Regions from separate parts of the Mus musculus genome. Here region 1 is linked to region 2. Evidence: chromatin loops called from intact Hi-C (ENCODE). Cell type or tissue: left cerebral cortex. All regions are shown on one strand. Links, peaks and the distances in the headings refer to the core of each region. The heading gives the core; the rest is flanking DNA. Region 1 has its middle 280 kb from the start of Hnf4g. Region 2 overlaps 2700069I18Rik (RIKEN cDNA 2700069I18 gene).

Evidence for each region. Hi-C counts contacts between places; a loop is a spot of excess contacts. Peaks named below come from ENCODE experiments on the same cell type or tissue, not always from the same donor. Only the 100,000 strongest peaks of a DNase experiment are listed, where the experiment ranks them.
Region 1: a loop joins it to region 2, with 3 times the contacts of the local background. A loop is called at or near these places in 2 of 42 quality-filtered maps.

The regions. Positions count from the first base shown.
Region 1 is chr3:3,782,239-3,791,241 of GRCm38, forward strand. No RefSeq gene overlaps it. Among named protein-coding and RNA genes, the nearest start is that of Hnf4g, 280 kb to the left of the region's middle. In left cerebral cortex, for the core only: a CTCF peak has its summit at 3,976; DNase peaks (open chromatin) are centred at 2,193 and 3,996.
Region 2 is chr3:5,207,296-5,216,210 of GRCm38, forward strand. The region is part of intron 1 of 2700069I18Rik (RIKEN cDNA 2700069I18 gene); the gene reads right to left. Among named protein-coding and RNA genes, the nearest start is that of Zfhx4, 6.8 kb to the right of the region's middle. In left cerebral cortex, for the core only: no CTCF peak of the experiment used is centred there; DNase peaks (open chromatin) are centred at 3,134, 3,434 and 4,121; H3K4me3 peaks cover 746 bases; H3K27ac peaks cover 251 bases.

The DNA of each region.
Region 1 (9,003 bases), core at 269-8,268, 1.4 Mb before region 2:
TACTGAGTGCTCACTAATGGTCTATATGTTAAAGGGTTAGTACTAAGGTGATAACAGTGGGAACAGTGATACACTCCTAGACCCGTGAAAGGTGAGGTTTCACCCGAGGTCACTGGGTTCAGACCATTAGAGAACTTTGTAGCTCTTGCTCCCTTCTCCCTCTCTTTCTCTCTCTCTTATGGCCACTGTATCCTGACTCATGACTATAGATTCTTCCTGTTGCCTCTATTGAGTGTCTATTGATTATGTGCTGTATTCTTCAAAGGTGAAAGGCTTGGAACTAGCAGGCATTTGATAAAAAATTCTGAGATATGGATCAGAGTAAACCTTTTCCCATCTAAAATTAGTTTCCTCAGGCATTTCATTCTATTTGATAACAAAACAAAACAAAATAAAAACCCCAAAAACAAACAAAAACCCCCCAAACAAACAAAAACAAACAAAAAAAAACCACCTATAGCCCCAATCATAATTCAAAATAAGGAAGGTTAAAACAGAGTTTTTAATATTTATTTGTCTGGTTCACTGTGATATCCTGGAGATCATGACTACTTCTGAAGCCGAAAAATAGTGGTTGTATAGAAGATTCTTGGCCTGATTCAAGAGTCAGAATGCTGTCTCTTTAATTTAGATATAAAAATTATACTTTCTATCTTTCAGCTCTTCAGCTCTCATACTTGTATCACACTTGGAAGCCTACTGGACAAGGGCTATAGAAACTTTTTCCTCCTTTTTGGAGGCTTCTAGACTTGATCTGAAGTCTACTTCTACTACTACTAGCACAAGAGCTCAATTTGAACACAGATCACAGATGACCTATGCTAGACCTCCTCAACTTCCATGAGCTAATCCCCTTACAAAGCTCCTTTGTGCTCTCTCTCTCTCTCTCTCTCTCTCTCTCTCTCTCTCTCTCTCTCCCCCTCCCTCCCTCCCTCCTTCTTTCTGTCTCTCTGTCTCGTATCTGTCTCTGTCTTCTGTCTCTCTCTGTTTCTCTCTGTCTCTGTCTCTCTGTTTCTCTGTCACTCTGTCTCTGTCTCTGTCTCTCTCTGTCTCTCTCTCTCTCTCTATATATATATATATATATATATGTGTGTGTGTGTGTGTGTGTGTGTGTGTGTGTGTGTGTGTGTGTATGTGTGTGTGTTAATTAGATACACTCTGAAGAAACCAAGTTACTTTTGCAAAATGTTATAGGAAATAAACAATCCTTTGTCTTGCCTTTTTATCTGAACTAAAGCCTGAATTGGAAACTACCAGGTGATGGTGGTTGGATACCTCTGGAAATAGTTCTTTTCTTGGAGTATTTGGAAAATAAATAAAATTCCACAGAGCATGTTCAGGTAAGGCAAATATTTAAAGTGAAAGGGGTAGTATATTGAAGATAAGAGAGGTACATGGTGTAAATAAAGAAAATATCTAATAAAAAATAAAAAATTAAAAATTAAAAAAAAAAGAGAGAGGTGCGTGGTGCAGACACTCTTTGATCTTTTTCCACATAGGCATATGCCTCTGGACTGAATCAACAAAGTCTGTCTGTATAGTGGATCTTGGATTGAGGAGAGCTCAAGAGAGTAGTTTCCTGGTGGTTTTCTATGAAGTCTCCATGTAGCCTGTGTCCTTGGCCATCATGAGAGTCAAAATCAACAGAACACAAAATAACTCTCAGATTTTGAAGAGATGTGTATGTTAAACAAAGATATTTTTGTCTCACTACAGTCTTTAGTCAAAATTAAGTGTTCAAAAATTGTAAAAATGGAACAGATTTTAGGAGAGAGTATCAACATACAATTAGACAGATAACTTCATTTATTATTCATCTATTTAATATAGAAATAAAGAGGATGGACCAAGATGTTTTCAGATTTTTCTTAAAAACTAAAAGGAGAAACTGAGGAAGGAAGACCTTGAATTCATCAGTGCTTATATGTAGCACAGATTCTCCATGTTCAGGTAAGAGGATCCTCGAATCTCAATGGACTGCTACTATAGTGGAAAGAGTGAGCAGAAGAGTGAGTTGAAGAACCTGTACCAGAAAGAGAGAAACTCTCTTCTCATATAGCTTTAAATTATGGACAAATTCTAGCAGCTGTGAGCTCCTCACATTCTGCGGCCTGTTCCTAGGCTTCATCAACCAGGGCTGTCCAATGGGATTACTGTAAGCTTTCATGGCAGCCTGCCAGTCACTGATGAGAAACTCCTAGAACTGAATGTTAGATTGCTCTCTTTATTCCATCCCTGTGATGGCTGTGATTGCTATCATGGTGTTAGGTTAGAAATTAGCATTGTGTAGCCCAGATTTCGCCATCACATGAGACAATTATCAGGCCACTTGCATTTGTTTTTCTTTTTCCTTTGAAATATATATTGTCTTATGTATTTCAGTTAGCCCACTTGTGAGAAGAATCATACTTGAATAGAATTTCTTCGAAATAGCCATTTGAGCTCAGGAAGGACAATCATATTTAGAGAAATGAACAGAAATAGCTTTGGTATTTTAAAAAGCCACCCACCAATTGTGTATATTCTTAAATTCTCCTAGCAAACAGTTGTTTACTAGGAATTATGTGCCAAAGATGGTCCTAGAGATTATAGGTAATGCCATGAATCTTGAGTCTGTAAGACACTTTATTATATTATACTTCCTTTCCAGTGCAAAGCATGTGACAATTCAGAAAAAGATTCATTCTGAATTCTTCTAGCAATATGATTGACCATACTTCACAAATATTGAATACATTTATATGACCAGCTATCCAGACAATAGTCAGTCAGTGAGTTTAAACCCTTTAGCATATTCAGACATTTTGAAACCTTTCTAATTCTTTGAGTTTAAAATGCAATATTTGAGGTAATCTAAAATACGATTATATCTTATATAAGTACAATACCAAAGACAATTCAGTGTAATTTAATGCAAGACAAAAAATGTAATTGAGAGATTTAAATAAATTTTATCTTTGAATTACAAATATTCTACACAAGCTGAATAGAAAATTTAATTTCAAATACCACATAATCCATATAATAGTAACAAATACATGATTGATATTACTATCTGTAATGATTGTACTATGAATATCATGTGTTTTAAAACCTCACCTATTTTTTTGTTCAGCTATAGTATCTTTAAAATTTTGTAATTGCCATTTTATGCCATGGTCCTTTGGGAAAGATAGGAGTGGTTCTGTATTTCTTTTATCTGACTTTGTTGGGGACTTTAGCACTAGAAATGACAGGAACATTTCTTAGTATTTGTAGCAGCCTATTACATAAAACCATAAGCAACTTTTAATATCTAGTAAAAAGATAAGAGTATACTACCTTATAAAACTGTGAATCTGTAAATACAAAATAAGGTTTTAAAATTTTGTTGATCAAATATATGCTTTATTCATATACATGAACATTTGGTTAGTGTAGAAAAATCAGAATAATATTTTGTGTAAAAAGGGTATTGATATTAGTATATGAATAAAGTGCTTTAAGTTCATATAAGCATATGTGTACAGTCTTCTTTGTATTCTTATACCAAAATATAAACAGATAGAAAGTATGCATCCTGTTGCAATATATTCTAATGTAAATCCAAATTAAGGGACTGATCAGTTTCTTAGAGAAATTTACAGTTTTTACTACAGCAAGGAAAATTTAATTTATGTATTCCAATAAATTTTTTAAATTTGCCACAGATGAAATTAAGCTATATTTATTGATGCTAGATAGTGTTAAAAATGTAATTTAATTATAATTTAGTTCTTACTATTTCATAATGTGGTTTTTCAAAGATAAAAATTAAAATGTAAGCTTAAATTATTTTTATGGTGACTCGAAATGTATATTTTAACTTTTAATAAGTATTTGAAAACTTTTAATCTAAAATTGCATATTAATCACTATAAAATCTTAGAAGAACCATTGCAGTCAGAAAATAAAAGAACTGTATCAAATACTAAGGAAAAAGCAGCTATGGGTACTTTAACTTTACAGCAATAGGTGGCACTATTAGATTTGAATTGAAGAACTAGAAACGTGTTGTATCTGCATGTAATTTTCTACAGGTAGACAAATAAGAATACAGTTGAAAACTAAAAATGCCAGTGGTTGACTCAATATTACATTTATTTATATAGTCAGTAGTATCTCAAATAGTTAAAATGTAGATTTAAATGTATGGCAATAAATATGATTCAAATGGTCACATTTATTGAAATTCATAAACATTTTGCCTTTTTAGTGCAAATAGCAGTAAGCAGAGGATTTTTTCCTGAAATATTTTACTTTATAAATTTTTAATACCATGGGGATTTTTTACTACATATTTTAAGGTGTCCTAAAAAGACAAACAATAAACACCAGTACACTTGTGCATTAACATGGTGCATTTTTTTCAAATTCTGTATCTTTAATGGAGGGTATGTGTGTGTGTGTGTGTGTGTGTGTGTGTGTGTGTGTGTGTGTTTGTTGGAACCAATAACTAAGTCCTTATGTGATCTGCATGCTTGCTAAACATATTGAGTCTTTACACTATTGTACATATTAGACTGAACAGAAATGGCTTCCATTGATCACTGCCAACTTGGCTATGGGCAATATCTGAAAGAAAGAAAAGTTGACATGTGCTTACCAAGTTGATATGAAAATGAGATGAGCAATAAGGACCTTGGTAGAGTGTATCTATCTTACTACATGTTACAAAATGCTGTTGCTGGAGCAGGGATGCAGATTTCATTAAATACATTCTTAAATACTCAGACAGACTACTTCCTCCTCCTCCTCCTCCTCCTCCTCCTCCTCCTCCTCCTCCTCCTCCTCCTCCTCCTCCTCCTCCTCTTCTTCTTCTTCTTCTTCTTCTTCTTCTTCTTCTTCTTCTTCTTCTTCTTTTCCAGACAGTCTTCTAGTAGGACTAAGACTGCAAAGATAAGTGCAGATAAATTTTAGTTCATAAGACTCCCCTGACATGCAGCAGTGTGGGCCAATATAATTCATTGTTTTCTCTGTGTCGGGAAAACTGAGCAATGACTGGTATAGCCCTATCTTAGGATTTTCTGAAAATGGATATATGGTTTGGTAGTTTGGCTTTGCTGTATTGCATATAAACATTCTGGTAGAAAAGTTGTAAAAAATAATATATAGATTTGCTAGTAAAATCCAAACTTCTAGCTAGTCAGTTTGAGGTTATTACATCATTAGACAGTTCTCACTCTCAACTCAAGATGGTGAATACTGAGGTATATGATCCCAACCCCCTTCAGACTTTCTGTAAATACCACCTGAGATTTACACCAGCTTCCATCACACTCCTAAGGAAATGGTTTCTGCTCAACAGATGTTTTTGGTCCCAAAGTATTGTTCTTTTTTTATTAGATATTTTCTTCATATATATTTTAAATGCTATCCCAAAAGTCCCCTATTCCCTCCCCCTAGTCTGCTCCATAACCCACCCACACCTGCTTCCTAGCCCTGACATTCCCCTGTACTGGGGCATATAATCTTCACAAGACCAAGGGCCTCTCCTCCCATTGATGGCCTACTAGGCCATCCCCTCAGAGTTTGTGTCTCTCAGTCCAACATCAAGTTCTTTTGCTGAGGAGACCCACACCCAGTGAATATCATGGAGAAAACTTGACCTCAACCTGAGACAACTTCTTTAATTTTGTCTTAGAACATGGATGAGCAAAAGTTTGTCACAGTTCAGCTAATCCAGGGATCTCTCTCCCAATTTTCCTGTCCCTGGAGTGATCCCCTGGACATCCTCAGATAAGGATCATTCACACTAATATCTACCACCGAACTTGCTTCCAAGGGATCTAGTTGGTGCTCACACCAAGACAGGTGAAAACTGAAGTCTGCACCAGGTGGCCTTGTTCACCACGAACTATTCATCAGCCCCAAGAACCTAAGCCACAACATCAACAAACCTACAAATCCTAAATAAAATTTTCACCTTAAAAATAATGTTAAGAGGCAAACAAATGACTGAAGACAACTACATCAAAACGTTTGTGGCAGTAGTTAACACTACTTGATAAAGATAGATTTGGGGCTGGAGAGATGGCTCAAGTAGTTAAAGAGGACTCACTATTTTTCAGAGGTCTTTGTCAATTCTCAGCATCCACATAACGTCTCATAAGTATCAATCAGTTTTGGTAACCTGATTCTCAATTCTAGTCTCTGTGGTCATCAAGCACTCATATTGTAAACAAGCATACATATATAATATATATATATTAAATAGTAATATATTCAAATTGCATGTTGTAAGAACTGGGTACTATTTAAGAATCTAACTTGTCCCTCTTATTGCACTTCACTTATTTCAGGCTCCAAGGAGGGACTTTATGGCTTACTAAGATCTGGGCTTTCTTTTCCAAGGGTTCCTGGGTCACAAGCAGTTCCAGACCATACACAGCCCATGTCTCTATTTTTTATGGGGATAAATGTCATTTTTCAGATTGAACCATTTTCTGAAAATAAAAACCTTTTCTTGGCCATACTATAACACCAAGGCATCTGCAGTAATTTTGAGTTTTAGTATGTAAAATTATTGTTGTTTAAAATGACATCATATTATATTTATCTTTTCATTGGATTAAAAGATGCATTTGAAAGCATTATTATATATTTTTTCTTTTCTAAAGAGCTACAAAATCCCTCAGGGGTAAAAAAGAAAGATGTGAGCTATGACCTACTGTACCCTCCCTTCAACTCCCTTCTTCTTAGAGCCAGATGCAAAATCTGAAGACGAGGCTCAGCCCAAGATTGTCCACAATCACCATTAATTAATTAAAATTAACAATGGCACCTATTTATGGTCTGAAGCTAACCAAATCACCTCACTCGTTATTAATGCAGTAAACTGAGCCTTAGGAACATGGAATATTATTATTGACGGAGAGTTTATTATTCATGACATCCTATCCCACTGACTAGTTCTGTCTTTCCCTCAGAGTAAATGTCTTTCATTGTTGGGCCTTGCTATTTGTGTGGCGTAGAACAAGCTGATTGCTTTTTACTGTGTTATATTGCTAGATTGACCCAAATCATGTGGATTCATGATAATTGTCATTTTGTGTGGATTAAATATATGAAATATATAACAAAATACAGGTTAATTTCTTAAACAAATTTATAATGGAGACAGTATTCTAATATGTCCTATAATATGTTCTACAATTATCAAAAGCCGGTATGTACTTTTAAGCTTTGAGCAAGCATTACTGAAGTTTGTAATGAGTTGTTAAATTAAGAATCAATTGAAAGATTTCGCCCCTGAGTTTGATTATTTCCTGCCTTCTATTCCTCTTGGGTGAATTTGCTTCCTTTTGTTCTAGAGCTTTTAGGTGTGTTGTCAAGCTGCTAATGTATGCTCTCTCTAGTTTCTTTTTGGAGGCACTCAGAGCTATGAGTTTTCCTCTTAGAAATGCTTTCATTGTGTCCCATAAGTTTGGGTATGAAGTGGCTTCATTTTCATTGAACTCTAAGAAGTCCTTAATTTCTTTCTTTGTTCCTTCCTTGACCAAGGTATCATTGAGAAGATTGTTGTTCAGTTTCCACGTGAATGTTGACTTTCTATTATTTATTTTGTTATTTAAGATCAGCCTTAGTGCATGGTGATCTGATAGGATGCATGGGACAATTTCAATATTTTTGAATCTGTTGAGGCCTGTTTTGTGACCTATTATGTGGTCAATTTTGGAGAAGGTCCTGTGAGGTGCTGAGAAGAAGGTATATCCTTTTGTTTTAGGATAAAATGTTCTGTAGATATCTGTCAGATCCATTTGTTTCATAACTTCTGTTAGTTTCACTGTGTCCCTGTTTAGTTTCTGTTTCCATGATCTGTCCATTGGTGAAAGTGGTGTGTTGAAGTCTCCCACTATTATTGTGTGAGGTGCAATGTGTGCTTTGAGCTTTACTAAAGTTTCTTTAATGAATGTGGCTGCCCTTGTATTTGGAGCATAGATATTCAGAATTGAGAGTTCCTCTTGGAGGATTTTACCTTTGATAAGAATGAAGAGCCCCTCCTTGTCTTTTTTGATGACTTTGGGTTGGAAGTCAATCTTATTAGATATTAGGATGGCTACTCCAGCTTGTTTCTTCATACCATTTGCTTGGAAAATTGTTTTCCAGCCTTTCATTCTGAGGTAGTGTCTATCTTTTTCTCTGAGATGAGTTTCCTGTAAGCAGCAAAATGTTGGGTCTTGTTTGTGTAGCCAGTTTGTTAGTCTATATCTATCCCAAATCGGACAGGGGACTAATATCCAATATATATAAAGAACTCAAGAAGGTAGACTCCATAAAATCAAATAACCCCATTAAAAATGGGGCCCAGAACTAAACAAAGATTTCTCACCCGAGGAATACCGAATGGTAGAGAAGCAACTGAAAAATTGTTCAGCATCCTTAATCATCAGGGAAATGCAAATCAAAACAATCCTGAGATTCCACCTCACACCAGTCAGAATGGCTAAGATGAAAAATTCAGGTGACAGCAAATGCTGGCGAGGATGTGGAGAAAGAGGAACACTCCTCCATTGTTGGTGGGATTGCAGGCTTGTACAACCACTCTGGAAATCAGTCTGGCGGTTCCTCAGGAAATTGGACATAGTACTACCGGAAGCCAGCAATACCTCTCCTGGGCATATATCCAGAAGATGTCCCAACCGGTAAGAAGGACACATGCTCCACTATGTTCATAGCAGCCTTATTTATAATAGCCAGAAGCTGGAAAGAACCCAGATGCCCCTCAACAGCGGAATGGATACAGAAAATGTGGTGCATTTACACAATGTAGTACTACTCAGCTATTAAAAAGAATGAATTTATGAAATTCCTAGCCAAATGGATGGACCTAGAGGGCATCATCCTGAGTGAGATAACCCAATCACAAAGGAACTATCACAATATGTACTCACTGATAAGTGGATATTAGCCCAGAAACTTAGGATACCCAAGATATAAGATATAATTTGCTAAAAACATTAAACTCAAGAGAACGAAGACCAA
Region 2 (8,915 bases), core at 1-8,000:
TCTGACAACCTGAATTGCAGAATGCACTAATTGTGTGCAGTCCATAATACGGATACACACACATTTACATGCATACAGACACACACACACATTTAATTATGCAAAGAAGCATACAAAAATTCTGAGGACAAAAGTGGTACTGCCATGAAATTAAGAAGGTCTAGACAAAAAGTTCTCTGCACCTCTCAACTAGATCTATTTGCTTCCCAATTCCTAATTCCTAATTTACAAGAAAACATAATCATAAACTATGACTCAATATACTTTAAAGCAGTTATGGGAGGGAGGGAGAAAGAGGCTAGGAGAAGACTACCTTTTTTCTAGGCCACAAAGGGTCGACGGCCTAATTATTTTTAAGTATAATCCAACCAACCTTTTCTCATGCTTAGCTGCGCTGAGTGACACTATTTGTGATGCCCAGTGTGCTGAAACTGAGCAGGTTGCTGTCAGTTTAAAAATGACTATAATAAAAGTGACCATGAAGATGGATCTTCTGATTTTGAGTTTCTAATCAGTCATCTGTGAAGAACACTTTTGCTTTGATTCAGCAGACTGGTGACAGCCATGATTGATAGTGCATGAGGGGGAGTAAAGGTTATTAACTGTCTTCCTATTAAGTGCAATGTATTACCCCTCTAGGTGTGTCTCATACGTTAAGTTAAAATACTTACTTAGGTAAGGTCAAGAATGGACTCTATGGAGATAGTATTCATCCAGCTGAAAATGACTGATGTGTTCTTGCATTTTTTTTAGGTGTAGCATTTAAACTGACTTTAATTCCTTGTTTTATTCATTAGCAGAGTGTACATACTGAAAACACTAAGGGAACAAGAGACTTTGCTGAGTGTAAAGATCTGCATTTAGAGCTAGCTATATAGCACTCAGATACATATATATCTGTATAGCATTCAGGTGGACTCCTAATCATCCATTATTTTGTATGATCTATAAGGGTGATGTTTTAAAGGAGACAGTAAAATTGTCTGTCTAGAAATAAATGCTTTATATATGCAAGATTCTTTAAAATTCTATCATTCATAAATGAAAAGTTTGTAACAAAAAAGCATTTAATGTCAATACATCAAAAATTCAAAAGAACTATTAAATTCCTGGACATTTCAGCTTAAAGGTATTAAGTGATTAATTTTACCTCTTTAAGTTTTCTAGCAATTACAAATGATGTACATATAATTGCACATTTTAGTGTCAATGTAATACATGCCCTTCACTTGAATACTATGTATGCACATATGCAAATAAAGATCCTAAGGTATTTAAAGTTTTCCAGTAACTTTAATATAGCTTTAAGCAGAACAACGAAATCTTAGCATTTAATATTTATTCTGTGAGCATGAGCATTTACTCATACTTTTACAGAATCCAAAATACATTGAAGTATTTTTGAACATTATACTTATTTTTAAAACTTTTTCTTTTTATGGGCTTTGCTTTACAAGAAAACAAGATACGCAAATAAAGTTCTTTTAAAGTATGGCAAGCTATTTCCTCATGTATTCACACTGTAAGTATTCAAGAATAAGGTGATTTAGCCATATAGATTTGAAGACAATGGTATCCATTTAGATTGAAACCAAATTTCAATTCTGTGGTTTTTCGCAGATATTCACAGATCAGATTTGTACAAGATAATGTTATCTGAACATTCTCAGCATTCCAGTTTAGAGAAGACCGTGTTATCCCTGAAAGTTGTCTTTTAGCATATCCTGGGTTGTTTTCCAGGAGACTTTATGCCTGTTTTGATCCTTAATTATCTATATTGTGTAACTGTGATATTTTACTAGAGATATTCATCAATAACAAAATATAGGGCAAGTAAGAAAACCCAACTCAAGATCTCATTGAATTTTCTAAGGCTCAAAACTTGGCCCTCTGTCCTGCTTTTCTTCATCTGGCAACTGCTGTCTTTCAGTCTTTCCAGTTCTCCAGTATTTTATTTATGCCAAATAAAATTTAAAGTCTCACACACCAGAAGCTTTTATTAAAAAGTTAAATAAAATGTTTTTAAAGTTGCTTATTTAATGTACTGTTTCTGTGCATACTGTTTACATGCCACTTAAGTGAACTTAAACTTTTAGAATCCATACAAAGTTCCCTCAATAAGACCCATGAGCTTTATTAGTAAATGGATTCTCTATTCTATCCAATTTCAACAGGAAAACTTTGAAAACAGTGACAAAGTTAGAGATGCTTGGGGAACAGGTACCCCATGGCAACCTTATAGATTCTTATACAAATCACTGCCAATGGCTTCAGGGGGCAGAGGGGAAGTTTAAATTAAAAAGGAAGGTTATGCTTATTTCTCAAAAAAGAAAAGCCTGTCTTAGTTTACAGTTTGTCAGTGAACAATATAGTTCCAATCTGCTCCATATTAGACAATGCTCTTCAATGCTAATAAAATGTTTTCTTTCCATTTGGTTAATTAGCAGACTCTTCAAGAAGGGGGAAGGGATACAAAGACCAGGTAGGGCTGGAAGAAGCATTTTTTTTTTTTTTTTTTGGTCTCCTCTGCTTTTTCTCTTTATGGAAAAAAGATCTAGAACTTATGCAACAGACCAAAACACAATATATGAAAAGAAAAAGACAGTTTAAACTGAAGTTTAGGGCGTTCCCAAGTATTAGTGTTGAGTCACATTTCACATAACACTGACAGATAATAGTAATTTCTTATCATAACATTGTTATCCTTTTGGACCTGGAAAGCAAAATGCTTCATTTGTGTTGCTTAAGCAAATGACAGACTTGGCAAAGAAACCGTAGGCTTTGGGATAAGTCTTAAACATCTCTGAAGCTACTGGGATTTCGTTTGTGGACTACTGAAGCCGAAAGCAGATAGCTTTGGTTTATAATTTACAGAACTGGGACTCATTTGAGCTGCATGGATCTCTAGTTCTCCTTTCCCTCTTCAGAACTAAGTCGTATGGTAAGGCAATAAACAGATATGCACACACGTAGTCTGACATGGAGGCCGCAGTGGCTGTCCACTGCGAGCCCATGTGTGTGAGTGCAGTGGCCACTCGGCTTTTCCGCACATTCTTCCCTGCTGCTGTTGCCGCTGTCACGTCAGCCGGTGATTTGATAGGCTTGTCGGGTTGCCATGGTGTTGACTTCTTGCCTCCAAGGGGCTGCCCAATGACTGGAGGTCTGGGATTAAAGCGGGAAGAGGCAGCGGCCACAGCGATTTTCTGAGGCAGCTGCATCAGCTAGAAGAAGAAAAGGGACGAGGACTTTAGCCTGCTCTCCCTCTCAGGGCTCACAGTGAGGGAAAGAATAGAAAGGGTGGCCTGGTGAAACAGTGACCTTCGCAAACCAAAAGACACAAGGGAGGGTGGGAGACCACTAGGGAATAACTCTTGGCACACTGCACGTGCCAAGAAGAAAAATATTCCATAATTCGCTATTCACAATCACAGCCGGATAGGGTGGAAGAATTCAGAGTGAGGTAAAAGGTGTTTTAAAAGGTTCTGTTGCCCATCCCTCTACATCCAAGCCTTCATTCCCGCAGTGCGGTCAGTTGACAAAGAGACGCTTTTCAGAGAACTTTAAATCTCAGTCAGGCACTCATTTCAAGAACAGAAAGGGCGGTTAGTTGGCCATCAGGTGCAAGGAGTCAGGGGCAGAGACTGGGAATCCAGGAGCACGCTCCGTGTGCAATCCCCAGACGGAAACTGTAAACTGCGGGCTGCAGAGGAAAGAGCTCGCTTCTGTTATAAATTAGGAGTTAGGTGAAGGTTACGCAAAGAAGAAAAGGGAAAGTAAAGCTGCTAAAAGAATAGAGTAAAACCCCTGGGAGTTCAACTTGAAATCCCCCCCTCTCACTCCCTAACCCAAGGGGAGGAGGAGGAAGAGGAGGAGAGCACATTCTGGTGTGATGAGAACTCTCTGGAATGTCTGGAGGAGAGGTTTGAAGTACGAGGGTAAGAAGACCCCAGTTGCCAAATAAATGGCAGGAGAGAGGTGGGGGAGGGGAGGAACAGTGGAGACTTGTCCAGATTCACCGGAGGGGCTCAGCACCAGTGGGATTCCAGTAGAATGGAAACAGAGGTTTAGTTTAGGCTCCGAGCATACTGAGGGAGGAAGTGACTTGCTGTGAGTAGGAACTATGGCGAAGGTGCAAGCAGCTGAGTGCGAGGATGAAAAGGCAGCCTAAGTCAACTGGAAGGACTCCAGGCAGAAGCCATGGTCCTACACTGTATGCCGTGGGCAGAAGATGAAGGTGACAGTGGGTGGGTCAGAGTTCCAGGGAAGGGTGAGAAGCGCTCAAGCCATATGTCCTAGCTCGGCGCCCCTCTCCCAGCGACTCGGGGACTTTCCGGGAAGGACCAGCTGAGGGTCTCCAGAGTCGCAAGTCCCAAACATATGCCTCACTAACTACTTTATGGCCACTTTCTTTCATTGATCCTCTTTAGCAAACAAACACAAAGCCTTTGCAGCAACACTTGCCCTGCCCGCAGCTAGAATGTCCTAAGCTCTTAGCGACAGCAAATCTGACATTTCCAAATAAATCGTTTTTTTCCTCATCCTAGGTTGGGGGATTTTCGTCTTTGTTTTCCTATGTAATCCGGGATTCATATTTTAAAATGAGGAGACGACAACTCCAGCCTCAACTTTGTAAACCTAGTAGTAGTCACTTTTATTTGCATATTAATTTTTGCTAATCAGAAGTTACTCAGTTTGGAGGAAAACGCCGGCAAAGAAACCTACTGGTCTGCATCTACCGGAAAATTACACTAGTCTGGCAGGCACCATTAAGCAAGACCCCTTGAGTTGTCTCTGAAATCTACCTTTAAAAATAAGGAAAGTATTTATTTTAAAGTAGCCCCTTTTCAAACGCCGTTTCTGCCCGAGGTTTTTCTAGACAAGTCAAAGGGTTGTTGAATTATTCATTATTGTAATTACTATCATCATTGTCATTACCCCCTTCCATGTGGAAATAATTTTATTATCGTAATTTGATATCTGAAGAATTTCCTGTTAGTCGTTTGATAATCATTTCTTCTACTGAAAAGAAAAGTTTTGTTTATAAATGAGATAGAGAAAATGCTTTGATGTTTGCTATAGATTTCCGTTTATCTAATCGATCGGAATGCCAATAAAATCGATTAAAGGTTTAGTGTTTTACAAACAACCATTTTGTGCTTTTTGATTTTACGTTCAGAATGATTTTAATAAAGCTAATGTTTTCCTTTAACAGTCTCTCTTTAAAAAAAAAAGCTTCATCGTTTTCCCTTTTATTGTAAGAAGTTCCCACTTGAGGTTCACCAAATTAAAAAATACACACAAAAAATAAGCAATGGTTTAAATTTCATTCTCTTTCTGCCAGAGGTATTTAAATAAAGACCTTTAAAATCTTGGTGAATGATACCAATCATTCAGTGATTATGGGATATTAAATTAAACTTAGATAAATCCGCACTGAAGGAGGCAGGACCCAATCCTGAATTTATTTCCCATTTTCTCTAAAAGCATCACTGCGCTCCTCTCCTTGCAATGACAATGTGCCAAATCTGGGCATTTTGAAAACATTTTCCATATGCTTTAGCGGGGGACTGATAGAAGAAGAGAAGGGGATGATCTTTTGCTCTGAGGTATTTCATTTAACCTTTTCTCTTACACGTTAACTGATAATTCTTTAAAACAAAAGTTTGAAAATAATTTAATGCACTGTGCCTTTTCCACATTGCTGTTTATCCCTAAAATGCAGTTTTGCTTATAATCTAATGTGAAGCTATCATTTGTGTACCCTGACGACATTTTGTTTAAAAATAGTTAATCAATTTGGTCTCTGCTGGTTGTCTTTGTAATTAAATGTGGACTTAATTATATATTTGGGAACTTAAATCAGATAGGCTGTTTGTGATAGAATTCAATGGAGCTTTTGTGCCTCATATTTGAGGACATTCCCTACAATGGTGCTGGCTTTTCCTTAACCAGTATATCTGTACTATTGTCTTAAAGTGAATGTTTAGATAAATGTAGTGTCATGTTTTAAAATGCTTTTATTTGGTAGCCAGCTCAGAATACCATTTCTATAGAAGTTTATTGACATGATTTTAAAAGATCACAATTTTGTCTTCTATTCCACGATCAGTTATTTCTTTCTCTCCTGTTTTTTTCTTTGTTTTTGTTTTTGTTTTTGTTTTTTGTTTTGTTTGTTTGTTTTCCATCTCTATCTTTTCACATCTGGATTGTTCCGTTGGAGCTTCTCCCCAGACTAATAGCTCCATATGTTAGAGGAGAATGGGCTTGTGATCCTGGGCTTGTGTGCTTTGTGGGTGGTAGTGGTGATAAGAAGTCCTCCTTAATTGCAATAAGCGATGTTGAAGAGCTTGTGAAGTTAGTCAACTGCTATTGTTTGGGAAGAGTCCCCGTCTGATTTTGTTTATAAACACTGGGCTTGATGCCCAGAGGGAAAAGAGGTCACTGTACTATCTGAGCTCTGACCTCCAGGAGGCCAGAGGGCTCTGACTCCCTCCCCCCCCTTTTTTTTCTTCTCTCCCTTAATTCTTCTCCCTCCCGTGGCACCCTGTGTAGCTCCTCCTTCCTTTCCCATTCTTAACTTTAACTGTGTCTGAGTTTACATAATGAGCTTTCCCACCCCAAAGGTCAGAGCCTCCAGAGAAAAGGTCTAAAGTAGATTGCCTCTGAAATAAAAGCCTAAAGTTTCTCCAGAAAGAGAAAAATCTATAAAGGTTTAGAGCAGAGACCTTGGAGCATGAGTGTTATTTTAAGATAAATAAGTAAATAAATATGTAAGTAAATAAATAATAGTATAAAGGAGATAAGAACCAGTCTAGAGGAAATCAGAAAGGGATTCAAGTGTCCACAAATACTACACACATACAGAGAGGCTTAACATGCTCTCTCCCCTTTGAATGCCACTGCGTTTACCTCTCATATCAAAGATGGTATGTTGCTTCTCCACGTTAACTCATATTGTAACACATACGGGCAGACGCTCGCGCTTGCGTGCACACACACACACAAACACACACACACACACACCTTTGTTACTGCTCCAGGAAACACACTTTGTTCATAATAAGGTTTGGACAGACACACACACCTTTTGAATTATCTCACTGTAAATCTGTGCTTGAGACACCTTCCCAAGCAAGCCCTGTACTTTTCCGTTCATTTTCAATCAATGTCCCATTTCCTCCTGACCTATGCAAATCCTCATATCCCTACACACACACACACACACACACACGGGAGAGAGAGAGAGAGAGAGAGAGAGAGAGAGAGAGAGAGAGAGAGAGAGAGAGAGAGCAGTCTTTGGTATCAAGTTTTAAGTGGATTGGAATGAGCTGCTGAGTTAAACAAAAATGTTAGTTAACAGACTGCCTTTGTTAAATGGCCCCTGGGTGGAGAAGATTCAACAAAAAAGAGGAAGGAGGGGGGCGGTTAAGGATCTGAAAGTGTCTGCTTTGCTCTAAAGAGATCCTAATGCTGAAATCTTGTAATACCTTGTTTCAAACAGAGCTTATCTATAGAGCCCAGAAACCCGGTCAAAAGACTGGGAACCTTACCCTTGGGCTGGAGTTGTTCTTGAACTGGAGGATGCCGGGGAGAGGGAGGTGGGGCATTATTAGCGACTTGGTGAGGGGAGGGCAGACTGGAAGAAAGGACAGCTGGCGACTCTTTATCCGGTTTGGAAAGCCCAGAGTGTCCTCAGCGTGGATTTGTGAAATAAACTGCTCCAAGGAAAAAAGTCTAGAAGTAGAAGTTACCTTTTGTTTCAATGTTAATTGTCCCTCATCTTCAACACTCAACACCTAAACACTTGATGTAGCCTTGGGGTTCGCCAACAGTTAAAGACTCTGGCAAGGTTCTAGTGGTAGGAGAGAATTGAGCTCCGCTAGGGTAACTAGCGAAAGTTCTCCGTGCATGAGGAAAAACTAAAAAATAAAATAAAATAAAAAGTTCTCCTTTCACTTTGAAAAATAAAGTAGGCAGCGCTCCTTTAGAGTGGCGGCAGGTTGGTGGAGTTTAAGTACCTTGAGACACTGCTTGTGAGTGGATTTGAAATCAGGGTCCAAGGTGCAGGGGCAGGGCTCTGCAGAGGGGACAAGCTGGGGGATTCTCAGTCGATCCGCCTAGAGTGAAATCTTCCTTGGCCCAGGCGGGAGGCTGTGTTCCTCCCCTGCTCCGAAGCAGCCTGCAGGCAGGGCTTGGGTTCGCCCTGGTCGACGCATCCCTGCTGGCGACCCACCCAGCGCAGACCAGCCAAGGATCCTGCCAACAGCTCTTCTAGCGCTGGCAGTGTGCTCTGAGGCCAAGCCCTGGAGGAGACTCTTGACTCTATGCTAGTGTTCTCTGCCCCTTCGCCTGAGCCCATTAACCCCCGACCTCACCCCCAGCCTCTCTTCTTAGGAAAGCGGTAAAAGAAGAACGGGGAGAGATGATTAAAAACAAAATACACACAAACACACAAGCTTTTGGAGGGCAACAGTCCAGGCACAGAAGGGATTGCAAAAGTGGGCAAAGGACCTCAATCTGTTCTGCTTTTGTTTCCTTAGAATTCAATAACTGCCCTCTCTACCCAACACACACACACAGACACACACACACACACACACAGAGAGAGAGAGAGAGAGAGAGAGAGAGAGAGAGAGAGAGAGAGAGAGAGGGAGGGAGAGGGAGAGGGAGAGGGAGAGGGAGAGAGAGAGAGAGAAGAGAGCGAGGGAGCTATAGTTTGCAAGAAAGAGAGGAGGGGTAATGGTGTTGGGATCACTAGCCACAAAAATGTTTAAATAATTTTGTTGACATTTGCTGGGTTTGATATTAATGACATTAATATTATTGATAACGTTTCAGGGAGGGTAAAGCAGCAAAAGAAATAAAGAATTTGTGGATGCAATGATCATTTTCCTTGTCCACCATGGCAGAAGTAG